3 separate regions of the Homo sapiens genome follow, and all the other regions are linked to region 2. The links are chromatin loops, found by intact Hi-C in ENCODE. Cell type or tissue: dorsolateral prefrontal cortex. All regions are shown on one strand.

Region 1 (8,000 bases), 270 kb after region 2:
ATCTGGAGCCAATTTTTATGTTAAAAGGTTTCTTTTCTTAATAAAGGCCCATTGGGACCCAGATGAGTAATGAAATGTTGGAACAGCAAAGCAAACAAAAGCCACCCTGCTGAGAAATGAAGAATGGGCTTGAGCTGTTTTTACTCAAACACTTCTCACACCAAATGTGGGATTTTTTCCCGCACCAGCCAGTTCTCAGTACCAACTGAGTGTCCTATGATTCAATTCAATTCTGACACTAACTAATGTCAGATTGAACAGGTTCAAGGGCTCAGTCCCACAAGATCACCTACACCGCAGACGCCAGTCCCAAGTCTTAGGTACTCAGAGAACCTACACTTCTGTCCGACTTGGCTACAAAGTCAGGAGGTTCTTACAATCCCCACCTCCCTCAGGTCAATAATTGGCTAGAACAGCTCATAGAAACCAAGAAAACACTTATTTACTATTACCAGTTTATTACCATGGACACAGACGAACAGCCAGGGCTAGGTCTGGAAGGGTCCGGAGCCCAGGAGGTTCTGTCCGCATGGAGTCGGGGTGTGCCACCCTGTCAGCACATGGCTGTGTTTGCCAACCTGGAAGTTCTCCAGACTTCGTTGTTCAGGAATGTTTAGGGAGTTTTCATGACATGGGTATGATTCATTAATCATTGACCACTGGTGATTAACCCAATCTCCAGCCTGTCTCCTCTCCCCAGAGGAGGTTTGCGGGGAGTGGGGCTGAAAGTTCCAACCTCCTAATCCTGCCTTGGTCTTTCTGGGACCAGCCCTCATCCTGAAGCTGTTCAGGGGCTCCCAGCCACCAGTCATCTCATTAGTACACAAAAAACATTCATTATTCTCACTGCAGAGATTCCAAAGGTCTTAGGCCCTCTGTGCCAGGAACAGAGACAAGGACCAAATCTATGTTTCTTATTGTATCACCATGCTTCACATCTTAGCCTTCCCCAGGCATGAGGCCCTGGGCAGCTCATGGTCCTCTGTGCCTAGGGTACTGGGACCCCTCACTGCAGGCCCTTTGTGTAGGCTCCTTGGAGGGACCCGAGCAATTCTCTACCACAATTTTTGTTTTCATTTTCTTTAAAGAGAGTTCCCGGGTGGCATAAACCTCGGGCCCCACACATCTGCTTCAGCGTGTAATAATTTGGCTTTTCTCATCCCAGAAGGGACAACAGTGCCCTGAATGAGTAACCCCCAGCCCAACAACCTCTTAAGTGGTGGCATTGTAAGTCGAGAGCATATTCAATTTCCAAGGCTGGCCTGTGTTCACAAATACCTAGTCCTCGAAAGGCCTGAAACATCTTGTGACTCAAGCTTCCCCACCCTTCAGGGTTTCTATAGGTCCCTGGGAATCACCGCTGGAACCACTGTTCTGGGCGAGACCCTTCATGCGTCCTGCCCCAGAGCCATCTTACTTCTAGGCAGAGTGGACTTGCCTCTGGAACCCTGTTTGGGAACCCAGGCACCTTTCTCTGTTGCTTACCTTCCCTCTCCCCTGTCTGCCAACCGCACTGCTGTCACCTCCCTTCAGTCCCCAGCCCCCACCATGGATCCTGCCTTACAGGGGAATTTGACAGGCTGCATTTAGCCTAGATTAAAATGGCTTTAGAATATGATATTCAAAATCTGCATGTCACTCAAGTTTATCATAAATACAAGATGCGATAAACTTGCTTGACAGCTGAGCTGACATGGCTTCGGAATGAATAGCATCTTGAAGTTCTGACTCATGATGAAAACGCATGGGGATTGCAGGGACAGGCTGGAGTGTCATTTTTAAGCACAGCCAACATGATTTTGACAGGGCAGACACACCGTGGGATCGGCTCTTTGCTGCTCCAGACAGCCACTGCCACGTACAGCTAATGCTTCGTTATTTATGGTAATAGGGACCGGGATGACATGGATCATTGAAATGAGCATGTCATTAACAAATAAGATGCACTGAGGAAGTAATTCAATCACCTCTCTCCAGGTTCCTTTTAAGGGAGCCGCTGGAAAACCCTCCACAGGTCCTCCCTTCGGGCCCTGCATCCAATGAATGGGGTGGTGGACAGTGTCCATTCCTTTCCTCCAGGAGCCTCCTGGGGAACCAGACAAGGATCACCTCTGGATAAGCCTCGGATGTGATGGGGAATTCCTTAAGAACTCTCTCTGTCCATTTTCTGTTGCATATAATAGAATATTTGAAACTGAGTAATTGCTAAGAAATGAAATTTATTTCTTACACTTCTGGAGGCTGGGAAGTCCAAGGTTGAATGGCTGCATCTGGTGAGGGCTTCTTGCTGGTGGGGACTCTGTAGAGTCCCAAGGTGGTGCCGGGCATCACATGGCGAGGGGGCTGAACATGCTGGCCCATGTCTCTTTCTCTTCTTATAAAGCCACCAATTCCACTCTGTGATAACACATTAATCCATTAACCCACCAGTCCATCAGTTCATGAATGGGTTAATCTATTCACAAAGGCAGAGCCCCCATGACACAATCACCTGTTTTTTGTTTTTGTTTTGATTTGTTTTTTGAGATGGAGTCTCGCTCTGTTGCCCAGGCTGGAGTTCAGCGGCGCAATCTTGGCTTACTGCAACCTCTCCATCTCACGGGTTCAATCAAATCTCATGCCTCAGCCTCCCAAGTAGCTGAGATTACAGGCATGTGCCACCACGCTCAGCTAATTTTTGTATTTTTAGCCCTTTGAATCTTCCCTGGTCGTAGTTATGGGAGCGGGAGAAGAGGAATTCTGGGGAGGGGCAATAAATGATGACTAGGGAAGATTCAAAGGGCTTGAAGAACACACCACGGTCTGCGGTAAAGTCTGCTGGGCCTGCAGAGCAGACAATGGTTTGTGACAAAAGTCTGTCCAGGTGTGTTGACCGACTTTAGTTTTCCTTTCTGAGATATGGGTGCAGTTAATGAAAACTCAGGGAAGTGACTGGAGGTGATTGTTTTTCTTTCATAGACCCAGACTTTAGACAGATAAGGGAATGTCAGAGAAGCCTATGCTTTGGGGCAGGAGGGAGGAGAGAGACCTTGAAGCTCCTTTTTCAGTTCAGCATGTACAAAGCATCAAATTCGGGGCATCAGCTTCCGAGCCCCAGCAATGTTTTCAAAGTTAATCCATGTTGTAGTATCAATCAGTATTGCATCCCTATTTACCGCAAATAGTCTCTTGTATCGATATATACCACAACATGTTCACCAATTCATCAGTTGACGGGCGTTTGAGTGGTTTCCATCTTTTGGCTCTTAAGGAGTAATATTGCTAGGAACATTGATGTACAAGTGTCTATGTGGACATGTTTTCATTTGCCTTGGGTATACCTAGGAGTGGAATTGCCGGGTCACGGTAATTATATGTTTAATTTTTTGAGGACGCACCAAACTGTTTTCCGAAGTGGCGCCATCTGCTGGAAAGTATGGTTCTCCTTTTCTGCTTTGTGATTGGTGGTGGTTATTTCTGTTGCGTTTCCCCGGACTGGCAATAGCAGACAATGCAGTGGAGGCCTAGAGGCCCGAGCGGCCTGTTGGTTGTGCAGATCAACTGCTCCCTCTTCTGTTGCTAGAGTGAAGGGCAGTTTCTTTAATCAACGACACCCTTTTCTTCCACGATTGATTGGCTAGGGTGCTCTCTTGCTGGGTCCTTATTATTACTTTTTTAAGACACTTTTTCCTTTCTCTGCCTTCTAGATGTGGTGTAGACAGGAGCAATGGGTGTCTTCTCTCCTTGCTCACCTGTACAGTTTTAAGGAGAATGGGTAGGGAGATTCTAATTTAGACAGCTGCCACTATCCTCTGGGGCATAGTTTCAGATAGTGGAAAATGACATGGGGTGAAGAAAACAGGCCAAGATGTAGAGCAAATAGCGACTCTACATCTATAGGATATAGGATGTTTTCATGCATTGAAGTGTGTCTCCCAAAAACATATGTTGAAGACAGCCGGGCATAGTGGATCCCGCCTATAATCCCAGCACTTTGGGAGGCCGAGGTGGGTGGATCACCTGAGGTCAGGAGTTCGAGACCAGCCTGGCCAACATGGTGAAACCTTGTCTCTACTTAAAAAATACAAAAATTAGCTGGGCGTGGTGGCAGGCGCCTGTAATCCCAGCTACTTGGGAGGCTGAGGCAGGAGAATCGCTTGAACCTTGGAGGCAGAGGTTGCAGTGAGCTGAGACCACACGCCATTGCACTCTAGCCTAGGTGACAAGAACGAAACTCTATCTCAAAAAAAAAAAAAAAAAAAAAGGCCAGGCGCAGTGGCTCACGCCTGTAATCCCAGAACTTTGGGAGGCCAAGATGGGCAGATCATGAGGTCAGGAGATTGAGACCATCCTGGCTAACATGGTGAAACCCCGTCTCTATTAAAAATACAAAAAAATTAGCCGGGCATGGTGGTGGGCGCCTGTAGTCCCAGCTACTCGGGAGGCTGAGGCAGGAGAATGGCATGAACCCGGGAGGCAGAGCTTGCAGTGAGCCAAGATCCCGCCACTGCACTCCAGCCTGGGAGACGGAGTGAGACTCTGCCTCAAAAAAAAAAAAAGGAAAGAAAAGAAAAGAAAATATATGTTGAAGCCCTAACCTGGCACCTGTGAATGTGACTTTATTTGGAAATAGGGTCTTCACAGAAGTAATCAAGTTAACATGAGGTCATGGTGAATTAGAGTGGGCCCTAATCCAGTGTGACTGGTGTCTTTATAAGAAGGGAAGGTTCACAGGCATAGTGGGAGTGCTAGGTGACAATGGAGGCAGAGATTGGAATGACGCGTCTATAAACTAAGGAGCATCACAGGTTTATGGGAACCACCAGAAGCTGAGAAAGATAAGTAAGATAGATTCTTTCTCAGAGCTTTCAGAGCGAGAGAGCGTGGCCCTGCAGACACCTTGATTTTGGATTTCTGGCTCTGGAACTGTGAGAGACTACATTTCTATTGTTTATGCCCTCCAGTCTATGGTTACAGCAGCCCTGGGAAACTACAGTGTCAAGGAAGGCCACTCCAGGAACTGATAACTCAGGGAAGAGCTTTCTTGGCAGAGGACATAACAAGTGCAAAAGTCCTGAGGTGGGGACTGGCCTGGCAGGCCCAAGAAACAGGGATGCTGGAGGGCTGGTGCAGGCACGGTGAGGACTTCAGATTTGATTCCATAAGGGAGAGGAGGTTATTGTAAGCAGGGAGCAGCACAGTGAGATTTTCATGATCAAAATAGTCTAGCTTGTCTATGGAAAATAGAATTTGGGAGAGAAGACAATGGGGGAGACATGACCTTTAGAAGGCCACTGTAACTGTCCATGGTGGCAGTCTGGGCGAGGGTGGGGGTGAGTGGGGGGAGGTGTAATGAGGGTGGATTTGGAAAGCAGACCCAGTAATATTGCTGATGGGTTAGATGGGTGAGAGAGCATGAGCGGAGTCAAGTCTGACTGCTGGATCATTGGCCTGAGCTGCTGGTGACACCCCTGCTGGGATGAAGGTGGCTGGGGAGGAGGGATACTGAGAATTTAGTTTTGGGCATGTTACCTTTGAAACGCTGATTAGACATTCAAGTGTATAAATAATTTTTTTTTTCACAAAAGACGATGTAGGCCAGGTGCGGTGACTCACACCTGTAATCCCAGCACTTTGGGTTCAGAGGCTGGAGGATCACCTGAAGTCAGGAGTTCGAGACCAGCCTGGCCAACATGGTGAAACCCCATCTCTACTAAAAATACACAAAAAATTAGCTGGGTGTGGTGGTGTGTGCCTGCAATCCCAGCTACTCAGGAGGCTGAGGCACAAGAATTGTTTGAACCCGGGAGGCGAAGGTTGTAGTGAGCCAAGATCGCACCACTGCACTCCGGCCTGGGAGACAGAGCGAGACTCTGGCTCAAAAAAAAAAAAAAAAAAAGATGATGTAAACAAGTTCCTTGCATTCCTAACATACACGTGCCTATAATTTGCATAACGCAGACAGGAACATAGGAACCTTCAAAACAGGTCCTCTAAATGTGTTTAACCACAGAAGCAGGAAAAAAAATCATTACGTTAGAGTCCAAGATGTGGCCTCCCTGCTTTCCCCTGTGCTGCCTGCGTGAGGAATGGTTGCATGGCAGCTGGCATGCTGTTCAGGAAGAAAGAGATCTCAGCCAGCTCCTCAGAGTCAGCGCAGCTCTCCAAATATGACTTTAACGACATTTCAGAGCACAACCCAGTTTTCCTCCCACGAGGAGATTCAGAGGGGTGTAAGGGTTCCCTGGAGGGTCTCCATTACCACCAGCAAGAAAACAAGTGGTAGCGATTGATGTCTGCTACCCACCATGAATGATCTGTGTCACCCCTCTAGAGAGAGCCATTTTATCTAGGGGAGCGCAATGGCTAGTTAACAGACACCAGAAGAGTTGAGCAAGATCTGCATTTTGCCTATATTGCAAGTACCCAGCAGCTGCTCTGTAAGTGGTATTCAGGGCATGAAACCTATGGTGAATTTTTTTTTTAACTGTTGAACTAGGCTCTGCTGATAGAGAACTTCTCCTACACAGCCAGATACGCAGAAGAAGGGCACTAGCAGAGAGGAAGGTGCAGGAAAGAGAGGGCATGAGATGGGGCACTGCCCCTGCAGAGGTCTCTGGCTGGGAGCCAGTGCCCAAAGGGCAGGGCTAGCCATGAACTCCCCAGGTGTGGGAGAGGATGGGAGGGTGGGCACAGTTGCTCCTCACTTGGAGCAAGTTCCCAACCGATGACTGCAATGTTCTCTTTGAAGTGGAAAGAGAGACTTAAGGACTTCAGAAAACCGGAGACTTGAAATAGCCACTCCAGAAGGTGGCAGAGAAAGTTGGATTGGGGACACACCAGGATTGCTGGGCGCAGCTGCATCCCAGACAGTGTAACATCTGACTTTGAGATTTCTCTCTGGCAGTGCCCAACAGTGCCTGCCCAGAAACAGAAAAGGCAGAAGTTTGGTCCATTCAGGCCAAATTTGGCCAGATAAGTATCAAAAGACAAAGGGCCAAGAGAGTTCCAAATATTGCCAAAGACCCTGAGACTGGCCGAGGACCAGTCAATGCAGGCTGTTATAACTATCACAAAACCCACATTTTAGGGAGTCTGCCCAGGTCCCACAGTCCAATGCGGGTCCGAGTCAGTGGGCGCGTTTGTGTTGGGGATAATGACTCCCTCCACCCCATCACGCAAGCACCCAGGCCATACCCACACTGCCATCTTCCACACGCGGCTTCCGAGTCTCCCAGCGTCGGCATCCAGCCCAGGGAGGGAACATCAGGCAGTGCGCAGGAGCGCTAAAAAAAAAAAAAAAGAGAGAGAGAAAAATAAAGAGTCTCTTTCCACTACAGAAAATTATAGTTGGCTTGCAAACCAGCCTCAAATACTGCCCAGACCCATTGGGAAACAGCAGCTGTGGGTTCTCCAGTTTGGTGCAGTGAAGTTTAAAGAGATAGAGGAATTTAGCTGTTGACCACAGACCAGAGTGCACCTCTCACGTTTAAGGTGTGGAATGACCACATGCACATCAACACAGCCGTCCCTACTCACAATCACAGTCACAGAGCCATGCTGCAGAATTAAAAGCTCACAGCATTGAGAAAATGAGGCACTTAACGTTTATAGCACAAAGGAATTCACATTTAAGAATGCATCAGATTGTAATATATGCTGGGAGCAATTTATTATCAAAATATGAGGCTTCATACCCCCATGCTATTTTTTTTTTTTTTTTGAGATGGAGTTTCACTCTTGTTGCCCAGGCTGGAGTGCAATGGCGCGATCTCGGCTCACTGCAACCTCTGCCTCCTGGGTTCAAGTGATTCTCCTGCCTCAGCCTCTCAGGTAGCTGGGATTACAGTCGCACACCATCATGCGCAGCTAATTTTGTATTTTTTTTAATTATACTTTAAGTTTTAGGGTACATGTGCACAACGTGCAGGTTTGTTACATATGTATACATGTGCCATGTTGGTGTGCTGCACCCATTAACTTGGCATTTACATTGGGTATATCTCCTAATGCTATCTCTC
Region 2 (8,000 bases):
TGGATTTTGCTTGACCCTCTCTGTCTAGGGCTGAGACGCAGCTCTGGTGGGCGGGCATGGAGACCGCAGCCACCTCTCCTCCCCATTTCTCCAGTCGCTTCCCTCCTCACGGCCTCTTCATGCAGACCAGTGCACCAGCCTCACACCCAGAGCAGTTTAAGCCTAACTTTAGGTTCATCTGAGACTCCCCTGTCCCATCACATGCAAACACATACACGCATGCACGCCATTGTCATCATCTTGTCTGCCTTTAAAATGGTCACAATCTAGTGGAGCCGGCAAAAATGTAAACAAACACGTGATACGTGTACAATGGTGGAGGCGGTGCAGAGTGCCTTGGGGGATAACGAAGTGCTCAAAGCTACTTTGTACATAAAGAATCACAAACAAGGTGGCTGGGAAACTGGATCTGGAAGGACTCATATGACTTTGTTGGGCAAAAAGTGGGGAGGTGTTGAGGGGGCAGAGGGGGGACCGGAGATGGAGCTCACACCAGCTGGTTGAAGGAAACTGCTGGTGGTTCCCAACCCTAGAGGTCTGTAGAGATGCCCCATGAGGGTGGCCTCAAGCCTCCTTCCCCCCTTCAGCCAGAGTAGCTCTGCTTTTATCTGTTCTACTGGAGGGTGAGGAGCACAGACCATTTTATTTGGGAAAAAGGATTTTACTGCTAGGATGGTTTTGTGAACAGAGAGAGGACTAAGGCAGGGCCAGGGAACCTCACCAGTGCATAGGCAGTCAGAAGGCGAGGGGCCAGCAAAGGAAACTCCTGGGTAGAGGCTGAAGAAGCGAACAGGGGAGTTTCTGGAAGGGAGGAGTGGTCCACGGAGATGTGTGTGGCCTCAAGCAGGTGGGGAAGGCAAAGGCAGCGTGGGCCTGCCTGCGGTCGTAGGAGGTCATTTGCAGAGGTGGAAGTAGAGTTCATCTTTTATTTTTGCTAACCTTGAAAGGAGGGATAATGTAATTTTTTTTTAATACATTCACAGAACAGAGAGACATCAGTGCTTCAAAATCTCCAGAGCTGATGGCATGTATTTTTGACAGTTTTCATGTATTTCTGACAGTTACAGCTCTCTTCCTCCCCCATCTGTGAAAGTGGCACAGTGCAGTGGACTCATCTCTGGGTGCTGTGGTTATGGTGGTCATCGGGGCAGGGGCGAGGGTGGGGGTCACTTGGAGGTGATTGGTGACATAGGCCATGGGCAGTGGGGTGGCAAGCAGGCCAGAGGAGGTTGAAAAATACAGAAATATAAAGATAGAATGCTTTCCTGTGTGTTGAATGAGTCGATTTATGGAAGTCATTCTTTTTTATCTAATATGGATCTGCTTCAGCTTTTCAGAGATGATCTTAGATTATTTCATTACTTTTCAGTCAGTGATTAGAATCATTTGATCACCACGTTTGTTATGGAACAGTAAATCATCCCTGAGGAACATATAAATAACATAGTGAATCTGTCTGTATGCACACACACGTAATTTCAAGTATAGATAGAAAATTGGTTGTATTTGTCTTGAAACAGATACCATTCTGTTCCCAAAAGTCTAAATGAAAGCAGCTTAGTTCATCTGGTTATTATATGACTGCTGAGCATTAGAATGAAAAATGGACATTTCAGAATATGTTGTTTTCTATCTCTACACATGTTCTTTTTTGGGTAAGTCCTACATTTTGTAGTAGCTAATGTTTCGTGAGGCCTGACTGTGTACCTGGTGCAGAAGGGGAGGGCCACCTGTGACATGGGCACACGCTCTGTGTGCTGGCTCTGGGCAGGCTTTATAAACCAAGAGGAAAGGAATCACTTTGTCTCCCCTATGATTTACTCTTTTCTTTCCTATGGCAGGTGGAGAAGTGAATGCTATAGTTAAGTTCTTTCTAGTTATGACTTTGTAGGTTAGAGGAAGGCCCATTCCTCCGAACCTGACTTGGATGCTGTCATAAACCCCACCCAGTCTTCCCCCAGAATATCTTACGGCCTGCTTATTCTGGAAGTCTCACAATGAGAGTCACTAATAGGCTTGACAGTGGCTCTATTTCCAGAGTTTGTTATTCAAGTGCATGGTGTCTTAATGCTTTTTGCCTGCTATAACATAATATCATAAACTGGGGGGTTGGGGGGTTATAAACAACAGAAGTTTATTTCTCATGGTTCTGGAGTCTGGGATGACCAAGATCAGGCCATCGCAGATTTGGTGTCTGGGGAGGCCCACTTCCTGGTAGACAGACATCATCTCATTGAGTCCTCACATGGTGAAAGGGCAAACAAGCTCTCTTAGGCCTTTTTTGTAAGGGCACTAATCCCATTCATGAGGGCTCCAGCCCAGCACCTAATCACCTCCCAAAGGCCCCACCTCCTAATACCATCACTTTTGTGGTTAGGATTTCAACAAATGAATTTTGGAGGATGCAGACATTCTGACCATAGCACATGGTGTGTAGCTGGGTGGTATTTTTCCTTGCCTTCTCTTATGACTCACCAGCATTGCTGCCAGCTTTCACCTTCAGAGTCACTGAGCCTGTGCTAGGGGTTGGGGAGCAGAGTACAGGCTTGGGAAATGGCTAATGGTAAATCAGGTGTAGGCTCTGGTTTGGGCTGTGAACCAGAGGGAATTGAAGCATTCGCAGAGAGACTCCAGGCAGCTGGAGGTGGAAATGGAGGGTCACAGACTGCAGAGTGTGTACCAGGTGGAGAGAGAATAGCAAAAGCTCCAAGTGCCAAGATGCGTCCTTTGCCCCCAGTACTGACAGGGCACTATTATTTAGGAATAATGACTAAAAGATCGTATGTCATGAAGCATTACCAGGAAAGTAGAGTTGAGAGCAGGAAAGATGCCATTTAAATTGAGCCTCAGCATCATCTCAGAACTTGAATGTTCCGTGTTTGCTGCATCCGTGGGAGGGAACCTTACATAAGGCATTATGCAGACACAAGCTGTTGTCTCCATAATCCAGCAGTTATTAGTTGTGTGTTCACATTGTCCAAGACACTGAGCCTGGGAAAAAGGTATCCTTTCTGCTTAGTAGATGGTATCCTAAATCTTCCAACAGCCAGAAGTGGGCATTTAACATGGCAATTTCGGGGATGAACCTTCTCCCTTATGCCCCAGGGCAAGCTGGCCAGCTGTGCAAGACTTTCAGCCACATGGGGGCAGGGCTTTCTAGCGTGTGCAGTTAGGAAGCGTTGCCAAGTCCTGTTTGGGTCTCTTGTGGTTAAAATACTTTATTTCATTCTTGCTACGTCTTGCCCACCATAACTCTACTTAAATTTATGATGGATGGACTTTAATGTGGAGATGAAAGTGGGATAATCTTTCCAATTTAAAGTTATTTTCATTGTTCGAATTGCTGGAAGCAATTGATATTTTGAATGGTGTTACTTAGGGCAGAGTGGAAATTTCAGACACCCTGTGCTTATTCGAAGGTGATTTATATACCAAGAACTGTGATAACTGGGGGGTGGTAGTCGAATGACATAGTGCTCTGTTTTATAAGGACTTCCGTGCTGTCAGAAAGAAGTCAAGCTTTTTTTCTTGTTTACTTTCTGCAAGTAATTGGTCAAAATTCTTTGTTTAAAACTAGCTGTAAACTTGTACTACAAACGTGATTTTTGACGATTTCATAATTATGCTTTGATATCATTTTCATGTTTAATATAACATAAGCCATCTTTGTAAGCATTTATTAACTTTGTTTCTCCATTTTCTACTGTGTATTAATTTTTAAAAGATTTATTATAGAGAATTAAAACCATAAATTAGTTTTTAAAATGTTTTTATCTTTTTCCTTTTGCTCTAACTATATACTTTGACTTACTGCATTTTATTTAGGTGAGTCAGTCACCGACCTTCCCATACCATTGTGGCATGAAAAGTTTTGGGATTTACGTAATTCAATACATTCATGTTACTGCTGTTTACATTTTAAAAACCTGTTTTAACCTTAGGCTTCCACATAAATGTGATTCTTTTTATATGTCAAGTAGAACAAGCATATTACAGGTCCTGTATTCACAGCAGAATGTTGAAGATGGACTACTTAAATGCTTCAATTTCTTTTCCTCTTGAGTATGTTAAGTGAGATACAGTAAGATTGGTAAGACATGCTCTTGCTTTGAGGCAGGCCACATTTTAATTCATCTAATTTTTTTTAGTGTAACCTAGATTTAGCATTTGATAATTGAACTTCTTTTCTAGTGGATGGGAAATGCTTGCCTTTGTACTTTTCCACATCTAGGTATATTTTGAACCAGGGCAAAAGAACAGCCCAGCTGGAGCTCCTCAGTTATCAGGAGGGTCATTTTGGAAAAGCCTGGAGGGTCGCGCTGCTGCCCTTCTTGACTCATTCTCCAAATGAGGATTGTGTGAAGTACGACTCTGCATGTCACTGCATATCTTTGAGTGGGTCCGTGTTGTCTGCTTTAGGTTGGATACTTGTTCTGTCCGTGGCATCTGATGTTCAAATGGGCATTTCATAACTGCTTTTTAAAGCTGTTAAGTATTCTGTGTGGTACATTCATGAAGTTACTTTAGAACTAGTTGCTTTTAGCATGCCTTTTTCCCCTTAGTTTTCATTACAGAAGATAAAATATATAAATTTACTGCTATTTTTTCTCAGTATTTTCTTAGATTAGTTTTAGATTATGGTTTTTATTTTAAAATATAATTTTCAGTTCCTTTGTTTAAATGATATAAAATGAGAAAGCCAAGACTTTACCCAATAGAAACCAATACATTTGTAAGCCTGGGGATCCCCAAATGTTTGTTCAAGGTTTGGTTTTCTAGTGTATTACTATCTGATATTACTTTTTTAATTTGTTTTTGCCTGATTGAATGGTTTTACAAATACCATAGGTGGGACTCTTAAACAGAGATCTTCTCATGTTGTGTATAATATGTGGTTATGAAATATAATAGAGTCTATAATAGTAGTATGGTTTGCTAACCACTGAAAGAATTGTGTAAATTTCAGAACTTATAAATTTCATAACACTTATAAATATTATGGTTATAACACTTCACCATAACTTAAAATAAGTAGTTAATGAATTGCTTGTTATAACATGGGTGTTTGCCCATAGGTATGATGGGAAATTGGTTGGAGAAGGAAATGAAAGGAAACAAGAAACAAGGGATCCCAGGGTAAACGCGCCGAGCTGTGTAGCTGGACTCCACTGGGCTGCCAGCGTTCTAAATATATTTTCTAAGGGAACTTGATAAACCCAAGGTGGATCTTATGAACCCAGTAGAGCGGTCTGTAAGCAATAACAGTACTTCATTCCACTAGTTAGTGGTAGTGACATGAATTTGGGAGCACGGGGACCCCTAATAATTTGCGGGATTGAGATAAGGTTTGTACCCCCAGGGAAAAGGAGCTGGTGTCTTGTCAGGACACTGATTGGACATGAGTGCAGTAAGTGGGAGTTTAGTCAGACTGCAGCACCTGGAGTACTAATCTGAAACCAAGCCAAGAGTTGAGCAATCAGAACTGCAGATGTGGGGAAGAAAGCCTCAGTTTGGAGAGCCGGCGGGTGGCCCTGTAGATGCAGACACAGGAAGCCCAAAGGCTTGGTCAGGATGGCTTAGGAAGGTTCTGGGGCTGAAGAAACAAGAAACAAGGAATGAGCACAATGTCTACAACAGGCTGGACCGGGGAAGGCAGGCACTGACAGGTGCTGGCAACATAGAGGAGCTAGATGATGAAGACTGACTGGACGACTCTATTCAGTATTTAGTGGCGTGTTAATGTTCTCTATAGAAGTCTTTAATTTTTAACATGTGCCATTTTTTTTAAGTGGGAGAGTGTTGAGTATCTTTAGATGGCTGTGGAGAGTCTTCGAAGATACCAGAGGGAAAGGGAGAATGGAGGGCCCTGGTGCTGTAGGGATGGGACAGATGGATGGACTCTAGCGCATAGGAGGGAGGAAACCCCCAGCGAGGAGGGAACTCATATAGAGACCAGTTTGGGGTTGGGAGGTAGTTTCATTCCCTGAGTGGGCATTGAGATTGCCAGTTGAGGAAGAGGGAGAAGGTGGGGATGCTACAGAGAGGTGATGATGTAGGATTGCTGCTGAGGACCAGAAAAGGAGAGGGAACCCTGGCTAGGAACATGTTGAGGACTGTACCAGGGCCAGTCTGGTGTCACTCTCTCCAGCAAAGCACATCTGCCTGGGGGTGGCAGTGGAGAGCTGGCACTGCTGGTTTTGAAGGGTGGTATGTGGAGAAAGACAAAGGAAGGAAATAGTTGTGATTAAAGGTGAGAGGGTGATTGAAATGATGGCCCAGGAGACCAGATTGTTGATGCAAGGAGGTGAAGTCAGCAGGAACGGGGGTGTAGGGGACCTCTTGTGCAACACAAGAGCCTTGGCCTAAGCATTAGATGTGAGCATTTAAGAGATTGGCAGGGGAACTGTGGTGAGAAAGACCATGTATGGTTTTGGGATTGTGCTATAGGAATGGGGCAGGGATCAGGGTCATTCCAGGACTGGAAAAGCCAGGAATTTTGAAGTCCTTTGTAATGACCATAGGTGGTGAAGCAGGCATGAGAGTCTTCAGCAATTCCTGACTGTCCTGTCCTAGTCATGGCTAATTTCATGCTGCTCCGGCGACATTTCTAAAGCTACCAGCACCTCAAGGGAGGTGTAAGAATTTTAAGAAAATGCCTGGCAATGGTTGCTACAAGACACAAGGGCTTAGAGAGTTGTTCCTGTTTATTGGAACAGAGGAGGTGAATACAAAGTTTAGAAGGTAAATGTAAGGAATTTAAATTTGGTTGAAATTCAAGGAACATTTTGAGAATAAGGAACGCTTGAAAGAAAAAGATGTTCTGTGGAGGCAGTTTGAACTGATCAAAGAGTTGAATGCTAAATGTTCAAATGACCTAGGAGATCTACAAGTGTTACTGGTGAGTGTGAAAGCAAAGAGAAAAGAGTTCATGTGAGCAATAGAAGAAACATCTGTGGAACACGGAATAATGTGAATGTAGTAATTTCTTTGTGACTTGATTTTGACAGTCACTCTCCAGATATTTGAGAGAGATAATTCTCAGTTTCCCTCTGATGGCCTTGCTTTGTTATTACCTTAAAGACTTCCACATTTAACTTACTAATTTATTTTAACCTATATTGACTATTTCAGGAACTGAAATTGTTAAACATTTTGTAAATCTACAGTCAAATGAAAATCTTTGCAAACTTTGCTTCCTCAAGTCACATCAACCCTTCACACTACTCATAGCAAAGCTAATGGCTTTTGTCTCTAATATAAGTTTGTATTTGAAGTTGAAAACTACTTTAGAAGTTCCAAATATTTCAGTTGTAGGCTTTAGTTATGCATACACATAGAAGGTAAATGTTCTTTTTAGAATTTTATTACTCATAAATTTTAGATCCCTTTTTAAGAAGTAGTTAAGGAAGGAGGTCAATAAGCATTCTTGTTTCTCTGGTTTGTTGGCTTTATGACAGAGGATGTCTACATTAGTGTTTTAACTTGGCGTCATTCAAAGTGGGGCTGAGAAGGGAAGTGAGGGTTTGGATGTGGAAGGGATTGGGAAGATCACAGTGACAACCCAGCCCTACTTCTCAGTTACAAAAGGGCAACCTCAATATAAACTTAATGCCAATACTGTGAATCATTACATTCCTTGTTGAATCACAGATGTGTAGGAAAACATGGGTGGGGTATTTCACCGTGAATTGTTTTGCTCTTAATGCTGTACCTTAAACTGGCAATTATGCAATTGACCATGTAGCACAGAAACATTCAGTACAGGTAGCATGAACCAATATTTATTGACTAGCTACTACAGATGGACACTTGTATCATCAAAAAATAATATCAAAACAAATGAATATTTTGCTTATTTTAAGGAAACCGGAGTTTCTCAGTCATTTATGTCAGTGCTTAACTGGTTTGAAACATTCCCCATAGTTTCAGTTGTTTTGAAGCTTCACCCAAATACCAGTATTGGTTCTCATGTCATGGGTGAGTTGAAGCAAAGACATAAT
Region 3 (8,000 bases), 120 kb after region 2:
ATAAGATAAATCTGTACAATCGAAAGAGATTTGTGGTTAAACATTATAGTAACTCTAAATGAGAATCCTTAATTAACTTGTATTTCTTCCCATATTGATCTAGAGGAGCTATGATGACATGCGTGTGTAAGCATAAAAGTCAGAAAATACTTTTTTGGTGTTCCATGGATAAACTCTTTAATTGTTAAATGGGTGATTCTTTCAGATTATTCTTTATACTTTCCACTTGTTGTCAAAGCACCTACCTAAAAAATAAACTGCAGGAATAAAGCTTTGTTTTTAATTGTTGGCAACAGTTTTACCTTTATTTTACAGATGATAAAAGCCTTCTCTTGTTTATTTAAAGAACAGACTTTATGAAGTTTAATTTAGATATTAAAAATACCACTGAAAAATTTTAAAGTGATACTATTAGTCACTGAAATACTAAATATAATTTTTAAAGAATAATATTTTCAAGATGAAATATTTTTGTTTGATTTCATTTTTTAAACCATGGCAAAGATAAAACTGTTAAATATATAACTATTTTTAATTAGTGACAAATAGTTGCAATCTAGCATTTAAATTACACATTGGGCAACTTGTAAAAGTGACAAATAAGGAAAAGTGAAAAATGTCAGTGCATTTGTAGATAGTGTCTCTAGATTTAGGTGCTATTAAAGACACCACACCTAGTTCTAGGCAGCTTATGCAATTGCACATCTTCTTAAATGGTAAAGATAATGTGAAAGGTCTTTCATCACCACCTTTTAAAATTAAAAAATACTTCCCAAACCTTTTTAAATGGTGTTTGCATATGAAGAAATTTAATCACAATTTTTTTTTTTTAATGGGGTCTCACTGTTTCCCAGGCTGGTCTCAAACTCCTGGCCTCAAAGAATCCTCTGGTCTTGGCCTCCCAAAGTGCTGGGATGATGATGATGATGATGATGATGATGATGATGATTTGAGACGGAGTTTCGCTCTTGTTGCCCAGGCTGGAGTGCAATGGCATGATCTCAGCTCATTGCAACCTCCGCCTCTCGGGTTCAAGCGATTCTCCTGCCTCAGCCTCCTGAATAGCTGGCATTACTGGCGTCTGTCACCATGCCCGGCTACTTTCCTATTTTTAGTAGAGATGGGGTTTCACCATGTCGGCCAGGCTGGTTTCGAACTCCTGACCTCAAGTGATCTGCCTGCCTTGGCCTCTCAAGTGCTGGGATTACAGGCTTGAGCCACTGCGCACGGCCCCAAGTGCTGGGATTATAAACGTGAGCAACTACGCCTGGCCACCATTTTTTTTTTTTTTTTTTTTTTTTTTTTTTTTTTTTGAGACAGAGTCTTGCTGGTTGCCCAGGCTGGAGTACAGTGGCACGATCTGGACTCACTGCAACCTCCGCCTCCTGGGTTCAAGTGATTCTTCTGCCTCAGCCTCCCGAGTAGCTGGGACTACAGGCACGCGCCACACCAGGCTAATTTTTGTATTTTTAATAAAGACGGAGTTTCACCATATTGGCCAGGCTGGTCTCAAACTCCTGACCTCGTGATCCGCTCGCCTCGGCCTCCCAAAGTGCTGGGATTACAGGCGTGAGCCACCACGCCTGGCCCACAATTCTTAAAAGAATAAATAATACTTTGTCCAAAAGCAAAACAATTACAACATGACTTTAAAACAAAAATGACTTCAACCATTTTTATGAAGAACAAAAAGGAATAAGGGTTTGGTTTGCAGAAGGCTCTTTTCTGGTTCAGACAGCTTTGGGTTGCAAGATGTGTGGCACTTCGAAGCCTTAATTGATACTTATGTATCACCTACACATACTTCTTTGTTAAATTTGTTCTTTTCATACAGTTGAATTCTAAAGAGAAAACCATTGTCTAAAGCCTGATGTTTATGATTTCTTCCATTTCTTCTGTGCCGGTTGTGGCACTATACCAGATACTTTAAAGATGTTATCATTGATGTTACTAAGGATTTCTGGCATTTTTTGAAGACCTTTACATTTACAAGTGTAGATTAGTGAGTCTAGGATTGGTTTCTTACCATGTTCCTTGGTGTTTAGCAAAGCCGTCAACATTGTGGGAAGTTTGTGTAGTGGCTGATTAAACTGGACCATGGACTGCACGTGTTTACACCCTTTTCTGCCCAACTTTGAGTTGGAGGGACAGCATTGGAATGCAGGGCAGCTTGACCCGTTCGGTCAACAAGAATTTCAGCAATCTTGATGGCCAAAAATAAACTTTTCAAGATTCCTGTCTAGATGGGCGGGAAAGAGACTTTGGATATATCTTGAGGTCTAATGTGGGGTGTGGGCCGAGATGTCACAGGTCTCTAGGGTGTTTCTCAGGCTGCTGCCTCCGGGTGCCCATGACCTCATCACCAGTTTCAGCCTTGGCAGTCGGCGCCGGTGAACGAGAGCAACGCTTCTGACCCTGCCGGAGCTCCTCGGAGATGAAAGCCATGACGCGCCTTGCAGAAAATGCATTCCGCCTTCCGTGGGAACAACGCCGAGGCACGCGGTGACAGCCGTGACCATGCTGTTTGCCCAGTGAAGGAAACAACTGTCGGGTATCGGCTCTGCCGGCCTTTCCAGCCGCACTCATGCATGGGGCTCACCCCATGATGTGCGTGGCTTGTCGAGGAGCAAGTGGACAAGTCTCTTAAGGAAAGCTTTGGTGCACAGGCGCTTTCTCCTTGGGGGCGAATTCTGCCAGACCTTGGATAAAAACAAACAGGAAGACTCGCACGGCAGCGGAAACTGTCTTCCAAGTTACTTGGGTTACCCGGCTTTTCCTTCCGCGCTTGGGGTCGGGACCCCGGCCGCTCGTCCCGCCCCCTCCCCCGCCGCGGCCCCGCCCCCTCCCCGCCTCGCCTCGCCTCGCCTCGTCCAGCCCCGCCCCCGCCGGGCCGGGCATGCTCAGTGGGCCGGGCCGGCAGGTTTGCGTGGCCGCTGAGTTGCCGGCGCCGGCTGAGCCAGCGGACGCCGCGTTCCTTGGCGGCCGCCGGTTCCCGGGAAGTTACGTGGCGAAGCCGGCTTCCGAGGAGACGCCGGGAGGCCACGGGTGCTGCTGACGGGCGGGCGACCGGGCGAGGCCGACGTGGCCGGGCTGCGAAAGCTGCGGGAGGCCGAGTGGGTGGCCGCGCTCGGAGGGAGGTGCCGGTCGGGCGCGCCCCGTGGAGAAGACCCGGGCGGGGCGGGCGCTTCCCGGACTTTTGTCCGAGTTGAATTCCCTCCCCCTGGGCCGGGCCCTTCCGGCCGCCCCCGCCCGTGCCCCGCTCGCTCTCGGGAGATGTTTATTTGGGCTGTGGCGTGAGGAGCGGGCGGGCCAGCGCCGCGGAGTTTCGGGTCCGAGGAGCCTCGCGCGGCGCTGGAGAGAGACAAGATGTCCGCCAGAGCTGCGGCCGCCAAGGTGAGCGCCTCCGCGGCCGCCAGGGCCAGACCGGGCCGACCGTCGCCGCCCGCCCACCGGCATCTGGCCCGCGTCCCGCCCTCCCTCGCTGGCGGCTGTCTGGGCCCCGGGGCGGCGGGGTGGGCAGGGCTGGCGCGGGGCCGCGGGCCGCGGGCCGCGGGCCGCGGGGAGCCCCTCGGGCGGGGGCGGCGCGGGCCGCACTGGGGGCGGCCGGGGAGGGGGCTGCGGGCGCCCGGCCGCCGTACTGGGCAGGTGCATAGCTGCCGGCGCCTGTGCCTGGCTGCGGCTCGCTGAGGGCGGGGACACGCAACAGGTCCCTCGCGGAGAAACTCGGCTCCAGTGAGGGTTCGGGGGCTGGAAGCCGGCTCTCAGCGGGTCGGGGCTTGGGGTGCCACCTCCTGCTGGCCGGGAGCTGCTGTCTTTGGAGGAGTGGTTGGTCCCCGGCGAAACCCTGTAGTTTCGATCTGATGTCACTCCCTGCGGTATGCGCACGCCAGCGATAAGGCTTTGAGACTGCAAAACACTCCACTCAGCCTGTGAGGCGTAGTAGGTCGGGTTTTCTTTCATGCTGTATTACTTATTTAAGGTAACTTTGAAAATAACCTCTTTAACATTTAATAATTTAACTTGAATTAAACTTTCACAAGTAATACAAAGTATTCCTACGAATGGACAATAAGATGAGCACTTAAAAATTAGTAAAGGCCGGTGAGTTCAGCCGAAAAAAGTAACGTTTTTCCTGTTACTTTTCCTATGTGCTCTGAAATATTATTGCATTTTCCCATTGCTTTGAAACTAACTTGTGTATTACATTAAAAAGCCAAAGTTCCTGAAAAACAGCTAGGATGCTCCTCCCATTTTGTATATTAATTTTTTCATCATAAAATAGTACTTGTTATTTCAAACAAAGGAATACAGAAATGTGAGGAGTAAAAAATCTCCCCTTTAAAGAATATCAATTCATTACTTCAAATAGTATCGAGATACTTGGGCAGGTAGTGGTTTTCTGTGTGTATTTTTGTTTGAAATGCTTACCCGTAACATCTGGGAGCAGGAATACTATGCCTCTGAAACTTTTGAACTCTCACAGAAGCTTGTTTGCTGGCTGGGAGAAGCTAGCGGTTACACTTATTAATGAATAGATTGTTTTAAGGGATATAGTATTCTTCGTTTAAGAAAAATTTAACTTGCACCTTTTGACCTTACATTGAGGAAGAACAATCTAAAGGTAAAACTTGATCCAGAGATTTAGGATAAAAGGCAACATTTTGCTTTGGTTTTAAAATAAGCTCCCATTATTTGTCTTTTCTGGGGCTTTCTTTCCTAGGAGGAAAGGCTTTGTTTCCGTATTACACAGAATGTCACTTTGTTCCTGAAGTGTGATCTCTGGTACTTAATATGCAAGACAACACACTTTTTAAGAGGTTATTTCAAGTATGGAGAGAAATACGTTTTCAATGGATTGCCACAGTAAGGTAGGAGGAGTACTTCTCCTGAATTATAGTATTGAGATTTGTATGGCATATTGAAAAGCATCACTCGTTAAATATTACGTTGTAGGGACTTTTTTGCATTGTAAACATTTGCGAGTAAAGGGCAAGTTGAAAGCTTTTTTTTAAGATGCTGTATTATGGAGCCACTTCAGAATTTTATATAGAGCAAAACAGGCCATAAATGAATAAGTGAAATGAAATAATATTCAGTGACCTGTTTCCGTAAGTCACATTTAATTTTTGAAGGTGATTAAAATGCTTACTAAGAGCCAGGCTGGACTCAGTGCTTTACATATGATGCGTTTGTTTTCCCCACCCTCCTTTCAGTTTGGAAAAAAAAAAAAAAAAAGGCAACATTAATTTGGAAGCTCGCTGTTACTGTTTTAGCATGATAGTTTGGGAAACTCTTGTCTAATAAGCCAGTGCTTTTGATTCGGTTTTCTTTATAATGGTTGAATAGTTTGTCATCCTATGAATATGCTGCTGTTTAGATTATCTTTGCTTTCTTGATAGACATTTGTTTCCAGGATTTTGTTCTTGGAATAGTAGCCTTTTTATATCTGTACACATATATTACTGTATATCAGATTCTTAAAAATGGAATTACCGAGGCAAAGGCTATGTGCAGTTTAAATTCTGATATATACTACTAAATGTTTCTCTAAAAAGACTACCTAGAAATAAATATAACAAATATTGGTGAGCTACTGGAATCTTAATGAAGGACATAAAGTGAGATCTGAATAAACGAGATGAAACAATGTATTTTCTGGATGGAGACAGTCACTGTTGTAGAATTTACTAATTTTCCCCAAGTCAGTGTCTTCTAGTGTTGTATTGTAGAAAACTTGACATATTGATAAGAAAACCTACATGATAAAATGATAGCGACAAAATTTTGGAAAAAGAAGGCCGTATCAGGAAACTTGTTAGAAATTCACAGTCATTTAAAGCAGCCCGTCAGTTCAGGAACCAGGGAGGTCCAGAAACATCTGTGCATTTATGGGCTTTTAGTAATTATGATCATCAGTATTATTGCATGTCAGGTATTGTTCTAAGTGCTCAATTTATTTAATTCTCACAGTAACCCTATGAAGTGAACTATTATCTCTACTTTTTGGTGAAGAAATTGAAACACAGAGATACGATAACTTTTAAGTTCATTTAGCCAGCAAGGTGGAAAACTACGAATATGTGGTAAAAAATAATATTGTAGACTATTGGAGAAAGTGGCTTGTTCAATGTATGGTGCTAGGACTATTGGTTATCCATTTTTTAAAAATGTTTTCTGCCTCATAGGCTAAAAAAAATCAAAGGAAATCTAAATGACAAAGAGCAATAAAAATTCTAAAATAGAAGAAAATGTAGAATACTACTTAAAAATATGTATGTACCTAGATTGAAAAGAATCCTCCGTGCATGATACTAAAGAAGTAATAAAGGCGGGTGGGTCACTTGAGGTCAGGAGTTCGAGGCCAGCCTGGCCAACATGGTGAAACCCCGTCTCTACTAAAAATACAAAAATTAGCCGGGCATGGTGGCGCGTGCCTATAATCCCAGCTACTTGGGAAGCTAAGGAAGGAGAATTGCTTGAACCTGGAAGGCGGAGGTTGCATTGAGCTGAGATCGGGGCCACTGCACTACAGCCTGGGCGACAAAGTGAGCTTCCGTCTCAAAAACAAAAAGTAATGAAGGAAAAAACGTGGCCGGGCGCGGTGTAATCCCAGCACTTTGTGAGGCCAGGAGGGGCGGATCACGACGTCAGGAGTTCAAGACCAGCCTGACCAACATGGTGAAACCCCGTCTCTACTAAAAATACAAAAAAAAAAAAAAAAAAATAGCCGGGCCTGGTGGCGAGCACCTGTAATCCCCCCTAATGGGAAGGCTGAGGCAGGAGAAACGCTTGAACCCGGGAGTCAGAGGTTGCATTGAGCCAAGATCGCACCACTGCACTCCATCCTGGGCGACAGAGCGAGACGCTGTCTCAAATAAATAAATAAAGGAAAAAAACGTTTTTTATATGTGTGATAAACGTCTGCGTTCGCAGTCAGAATTTTGTTTACTGGTGTATTTGATTTAAGATTATTAGAAAGTTGAAAAACAAGAATTAGGGTGGTTCTCTGCGTCACCAAAGAATTGTTTAAATGTGTAAGAAAGTGGTATGAATCATTGTTAAGAAACGATTTCATTGGTTGAATCACAGAAAAGTGGCTGAAGGAAGTTTCAGTGGCTTCTGTGTTTTCAAGCTGTTTTCCTTTGGAGGAAGCAATAAAATTTAATTTAAGATTGTGCTATTGTATATGCTTATTAGATTTTGCTGAATACTTAAATGTTTTTGTTAAGTCTCGGGAATAGTAGTATTGCCCGCTGTGGCTATCTGAAATTATAATGTAAGTATGAAAATGATTTATGTCATTTTTTACTGTTACACTGATTTACATGATACCCAGGAATTGATTTATTGTATCAAGTGGAGCACAGTGGGCTTTTTTTTTTTTAATTAAGTTCTGGGATCCATGTGCAGAATGTGCACATTTGTTACATAGGTATACGTGTGCCATGGTGGTTTGCTGCACCTATGAACCCATCATCTAAGTTTTAAGCCCCACATGCATTAGGTATTTTTCCTAAATGCTTTCCCTCCCTTTCCCCCCACCACCAACCCGGGTAACAGGCCCCAGGTCCTGGTGTGTGATGTTCCCCTCCCTGTGTCCATGTGTTCTCATTGTTCAACTCCCACTTATGAGTGAGAACATGTGGTGTTTGGTTTTCTGTTCTGGTGTTAGTTTGCTGAGGATGATAGCTTCCAGCTTCGTCCGTGTCCCTGCAAAGGACATGAACTCATTCTTTTTTATGGCTGCATAGTATACCATGGTGTATATATGTACCACATTTTCTTTATCCAATCTGTCATTGGTGGGCATTTGGGTTGGTTCCATGTCTTTGCTATTGTAAATAGTGCTGCAGTAAACATATGTGTGCATGTGTCTTTATAGGAGAATGATTTATATTCCTTTGAGTATATACCCAGTAATGGGATTACTGGGTCAAATGGTATTTCTGGTTCTAGGTCCTTGAGGAATTGCCATACTATCTTCCACAATGGTTGAACTA

What was found. A loop is a pair of places that touch in the nucleus more often than their neighbours do. Peaks named below come from ENCODE experiments on the same cell type or tissue, not always from the same donor. Only the 100,000 strongest peaks of a DNase experiment are listed, where the experiment ranks them.
Region 1: a loop joins it to region 2, with 5 times the contacts of the local background. A loop is called at or near these places in 41 of 110 quality-filtered maps.
Region 3: it touches region 2 in a loop (2.5-fold over the local background); 42 of 110 quality-filtered maps call a loop at or near these places.

The regions. Positions count from the first base shown.
Region 1 is chr15:29,663,731-29,671,730 of GRCh38, reverse strand. It overlaps a transcript of ENTREP2 not described here. Among named protein-coding and RNA genes, the nearest start is that of LCIIAR, 7.2 kb to the left of the region's middle. In dorsolateral prefrontal cortex, CTCF peaks have their summits at 3,234 and 3,451 (motif pointing left); DNase peaks (open chromatin) are centred at 3,480 and 7,160; H3K4me3 peaks cover 676 bases; H3K27ac peaks cover 2,371 bases.
Region 2 is chr15:29,934,043-29,942,042 of GRCh38, reverse strand. It overlaps a transcript of TJP1 not described here. Among named protein-coding and RNA genes, the nearest start is that of TJP1, 120 kb to the right of the region's middle. RefSeq lists an enhancer at 6,872-8,000. In dorsolateral prefrontal cortex, CTCF peaks have their summits at 1,038, 2,934 and 3,133 (motif pointing right); DNase peaks (open chromatin) are centred at 2,901 and 6,162; H3K27ac peaks cover 8,000 bases.
Region 3 is chr15:29,817,395-29,825,394 of GRCh38, reverse strand. TJP1 (tight junction protein 1) reads left to right here and starts at 2,927. Exons shown (of 28, transcript NM_001330239.4): 1 at 2,927-3,393. The coding sequence starts at 3,367. It overlaps LOC124903451 (a long non-coding RNA gene), which reads right to left and starts at 887. Exons shown (of 2, transcript XR_007064546.1): 1 at 779-887; 2 at 1-11. In dorsolateral prefrontal cortex, CTCF peaks have their summits at 2,622 and 3,813 (motif pointing left); DNase peaks (open chromatin) are centred at 2,484, 3,064, 3,184 and 3,824; H3K4me3 peaks cover 5,114 bases; H3K27ac peaks cover 6,167 bases.